Linked DNA regions of Mus musculus: region 2 is linked to region 1. Evidence: chromatin loops called from intact Hi-C (ENCODE). Cell type or tissue: gastrocnemius. All regions are shown on one strand.

Region 1 (2,500 bases):
AGTAGTCCCCCGAGAGCCCCAAAGTCAGACACCAAGTGATCTAAGAAGGAGGAAAGGGTAAGAGGGAGGCGGGCATGAAGGCAAGCTTAATGGAATATTCAATATCCTGAGAAATGCACTTTCGGCCCTGCATTTCCAGAGACTAAAAGCCAGTAATGGGCTTTGGAGTCTGCACTTCCTCCCCCTAATGTCCACAGGGCTTTAACGCTGCAACCGATCGATCAGCCTCCTCCGCGAAGGCGGCGGCGAGTGGAGTGCAAAATCTTCCTACTGTGGCCAAAACCCATCCAGTCTCCTCTGAACACCCCGAAGAAGCTGCACAACTTTGATGTGAAAGGATTTGGCTCTTAAAATGCCTGGGAGGAAGAAAGTAGGGGGCGAGGTGGCGCCTAAAGAAAACCCTGGCCTTCTCTCCCTACCCCAACTTCGCTTTGCCCCCCTCCCCCGCACTGGTCTAAGCAGTTGCCCCTAACCTGCTTCATGCGCAAGGTGACCCAAACATCACCAACTTCTGGGTAATTAGAAGTGCCACTTCTAGAAGGAACAAAAGCAGAGCATATGAGCGCCCAGAGGTGGGGTTTTGTGGCATTCTCTTGGTGACATCACAGCTCCCCTGAAAGTGACCCTGTGGATAACCCTCCCCTTCCAGCCCTTGGCTGGAGGCTGGATCTACGCGATGGATCGCAGGCCCCGGTCCGCCCCAACGAGGGCTAGAGCCCTCTTGGCAAAGCTTACTCTCCAGACCAACTCTGTCCCTAAACTGAACTCGACCCCAGCTGGCTTCAGGTCACCCCGAGGCCTGAGTCCCAGGGTCGCCTCTGCGAAGCTGTCCAGGCCCGCGGACGGTCAGAGTTCTGCCCCAGCGTGGGCGCCCCGAGAGACAGCAGCCCGCGCCGTCGAGTGCGGGGTAGCAAACTTTCCGCGGTCCTTCTCCCCACCCCCCACGCCACAGGGGTGCGTCTCTGCGAAGTGCTCGCCTTTCCCAGCCCGCCAGAGACAACTACAGCACGTGATGCACAGAAACAAAAATAAACACTTCCCCTTCCCGGACCGCCTCCGCGAGCAGGGGGCGCCCTGCTCTGTCCAGGAGCCACAGCCCCCCGATCCTGATTGCTGCCCCCAGAAGCTCCCGGAGAGAGTGACCCCTGCCCCGCGCCGCCCTGAGCCTACCTCTCGGATTTAGTGAACTTCCGGAACGCCTGGCGCAGGTCGTGGAAGGACCTGTAGGTCTGCGGCTCCGCGGAGATGCCCTGCGCCCGGGTGGTCCGCGGGCCGATGTGGGTGGAGGGCACCGGCAGCACCGACTGGCATTTGTGGAGTTTCCTCTTCAGCTCCTGGATTTCTTCCTCCTTCTCTGACAGCCGCTTCTCCAGCTCTTTGATCCTCTCCTCCTTGAGCATGAGAATCTTCGCAAAGTCTTCCTCCAGTTCGCTCATTTTTATGGTTAAGCCCGATCCCCCTTCTAGAAACTTTTCCTGCCGAGACGGCGGCTGGGACGGCGGCAGAGGAGCGCAGTGAGCCTGAGACTGGGGCGCTGAGCCCGGAGCAGGGAGTGCAGCCCCGCTCCTGCGATCGCTCCTGCTGAATGGGCTGGAAGCTCAGAGGGGAGGATGAGGCGTCTAAAAGGAAGGAGAGGAGAGGCAGAGTGCTAATCCCTAGCGTCTCTGGGGAATAGGTGATTATCTTTCATTGAGAAACCAATTAGAGCCGCCCTTCCTCCCCTGAGACCCCCCCTCCCTCGTCCCCCTTTCCCAGTCGCTTGGTGAGAGTACGCGAGCGCGCCACCCCACCGAAAGAGCCTGGTTTCCACAGAGGGTTGGACCAGGGAGCCTGTGTTCACTCCATCATACTCTTCTATGCTATATGGTACCAAAAGAAGGGAGTGGGATAGGGTGCTTCATGACACTTGATCCTTGAAATAGCAACAATTACCATGTGATCTCTCAAGGATGACGCAGTGCTTGTAACTGGATCCTGCGGGGGGGGGGGGGGGGGGGAGGGAGGGAGAGAGAGACAGAGAGAGAGAGAGAGAGAGAGAGAGAGAGAGAGAGAGCGTGTGAATGTGTGTGAGAGAGGTTTCATATATATTAAACTGTCTTTAGAAAATAACCTAAAGAAATCCATCTTTTTTTTCCCACCATGTCCTTTTCTGCTATGCATGACTATGGACGTGGTCAGGAGATGCATGTGTGTGTTATCTGTTCTCACTGTGAAGTTCTGAGGCTGAGACTTTCTCTAAGAGGAATGCCCTACAGGGCGATAGTGATTGTGAGGTTTTGTAGCATTTAACTTTAAGTGGAAATTGTGGACTAACATGGTTGGGGTGGAGGTTGGATCAGCATATCACAGTAAGGCAAGTGTTTATAGAAAATTGAAAAGCTGTGCGTTGATTGCGAACAGTTTAAAGTCTGGATTTTTATTTAATCTACTCCAGTTGAATAGTATATATTGAGCATCCAAATATCATAGTCCCTAAGTGGCTACTGTAGCTGCTAAACTG
Region 2 (2,500 bases), 920 kb before region 1:
ACTGAAGCAGCTGAAGGGGTTGGCAACCCCATAGTAAGAACCACAGTGTCAACTAACCAGATGCCTCAGAGCTACCGGGGACTAAGCTGCCAACCAAGAGTACAGACATGGGTGGGTCCATGGCTCCTGCTTCATATGTAGCAGAAGATTGCCTCATCTGACATCAGTGGGAGGGGAGGCGCTTGGTCCTGTGTAGACTTGATGCCTCAGTGTAGAGGGATGCTAGAGAGTTGAGAGGTCAGTGGGTGAGTGGGTGGAGGAGCACCCTCTTAGAGACAAAGGGGAAGGGAATAGGTGGAGTGTACATAGAAGGGAGACCAAAAAAAGAGGGATAAGATTTTAAATGTAAACAAATGAAATGATTAATGGAAAAAAATCTACCTCAAACACCAACTGCACAGTAAGTGGGAGGTGAGTAAAACTCACAAGTAACAACATTGCCCTATAAAAGCTGGGGAAGTTCAAAAGTGTGAAGGAATCTGCCTTAATTATGATTTTCATAGTAGCATTTTTTTTCAATCAGTAATGAAGGACGTCTTATCAATTTTCCTATTTTACTCCAATGCCTAGTGTATGTATGTTTCTGGTTTAGGTTATACACATGGGCACCACTGAAATGAGAAGTCCTAATATTTGTTAAGCCTGCTAATTTAACTGAAATCTAATTCTTCATGCTGGTCTTGGTAGCACAAGCCTGTAATCACACTGAGAGTGGCCAGAGCAGTATGATGACAAGTATAAGATCAAAGCCTTCCTGAGCTTCAGCAGGAGTGTGTGTGTGTGTGTGTGTGTGTGTGTGTGTGTGTATCTCAAAAAACTTCAATGACTCCTTCAGCCATCTATCATATTGTACTTGGTATTTAACCTTTTCTTCCATGAAAGCTAACCACATGCTTGTTTAGAGGGGTTTACAGTTTATGTCGGCTATTCTCACAAAACTAATTTTTGAAAGTTACATCTTCTGAGCCAGCCCTTTGCTATAGCTGTGTGACTTCACAAAGGCTCTGAGAGATCATGTTACAAAAGACTCTGCACTTCAGCTCACATTTGTATAAGGCAGCAGTCATATGAGACGATTCCACTTGCATTCCAGTAGATGAGAAGAGCCAAGTGCTTAGAATCCCTAAACAATCTCACAGCCCTCCCCCCCACCCCACCCTACCCCCCCCCTTTTTTTGGCAGAGCTATGAACTAGGGAAGTCGGATATCCTGCCTCCTAGATCCTATCTGGGTCTCTACTAAATGACAAAATTGAGCATCTCTGCATAAGGCACATGATTCATCTCCTATTTTAGTCGGATCACAGACAATCTGCTTTCTAACAGCTGCCTGCAAAACTCTAAGGAGATTTAAGAGGATACTGTACCAATGACAGTAGATTGTTTTTGCTTCATTTTACCAATAGGTGGCACCGTAGACAACAGTATAGCCCCAGTAAGTCTGACATAATTTTAAATGTAGGAATATAGACAAAGGCTTTTGTTTTCCTTTTTCTCTTCCTTTCCTTTCCTTTCCTTTCCTTTTTTTTGGGGGGTAGGGATATAAGAGAAAACTATCCCACCATGCCCCCACCTATGTTCGATAGCTATATAACTTATTTATGTAGTCACATTTGATAGCTATAAAGCTGATATGGAGCTCCAAGTATAGACTCATTTCTGCTTTCCCCTTCATATGTCCCTTCCCCAATGACTAGTCTAGTCATTTGACCCCATTGACATCTGTTCAATAAGAACTATTGGAGTAGCTCAGAGGTAATTGTGTTTGCTAGGCACGGTGGCTCACACCTGTGACCCAGCGCTTGTAAGGCTGAGGCGTGAGGATTGTCACAAGTTTGAGGCCAGCTGGGAATACAGTGAGTTCCAGGTCAGCCTTGGCTACCCTGTTTCAAATCAGGCCCAACTCATAGTCCCTCCCCCAGGGAAATAAATGCAATGAGCACACAGGTGTTCCCTAGATCAGGAACCTTATTTAAATAAATCTAGAGGTTCTTGTGAAAAAAAATAAAGAAGAACCCATTAGGTGTTGATTCAGAATAATTCCAGGTTAAAGGTTTTATTTATTTATATAGTCACTTTTACCTATCTTAGAAATAGAGCTATGGGGTTGGGTGATGGCTTAGCAGGCAAAAGCTCTGACCACAACCTGAGTTTAACAACCTGAGTTCAAATCCTGTAACCTATGTGAAAGCCAGATGTCAGGGCGCAAATCTGTAATCCCAGCCTCCTACCTTGAGGTGGGAGGGGGAGACAGGAGATTGCATCAAAAGTCCAAGAGCCAGCGAATCTGAAGCAGGTAACAGCGGAGCAATCTAAACAAAAGATCCTACCTCAGCAAAGTCCAGGGCAAGAACCAACTCTTGAAAGTTGTCTCTGTTTTACATGTGTATACAGGCATGCCCATACATACACATAAGCATGATGGTGGTAATAATAATAATAATAATAATAATAATAAATAATGGCTAATTAAAGCAAGAATCTTCAGTACCAACGCTTGT

What was found. Hi-C counts contacts between places; a loop is a spot of excess contacts. Peaks named below come from ENCODE experiments on the same cell type or tissue, not always from the same donor. Only the 100,000 strongest peaks of a DNase experiment are listed, where the experiment ranks them.
Region 2: it touches region 1 in a loop (5-fold over the local background); 12 of 42 quality-filtered maps call a loop at or near these places.

The regions. Positions count from the first base shown.
Region 1 is chr19:31,763,387-31,765,886 of GRCm38, forward strand. It overlaps a transcript of Prkg1 not described here. Among named protein-coding and RNA genes, the nearest start is that of Prkg1, 100 kb to the left of the region's middle. In gastrocnemius, a CTCF peak has its summit at 1,076; DNase peaks (open chromatin) are centred at 450, 1,058 and 1,587; H3K4me3 peaks cover 2,500 bases; H3K27ac peaks cover 2,257 bases.
Region 2 is chr19:30,842,102-30,844,601 of GRCm38, forward strand. All of the region lies in intron 5 of Prkg1 (protein kinase, cGMP-dependent, type I), which reads right to left. Among named protein-coding and RNA genes, the nearest start is that of Cstf2t, 240 kb to the right of the region's middle. In gastrocnemius, a CTCF peak has its summit at 1,399 (motif pointing right); a DNase peak (open chromatin) is centred at 132.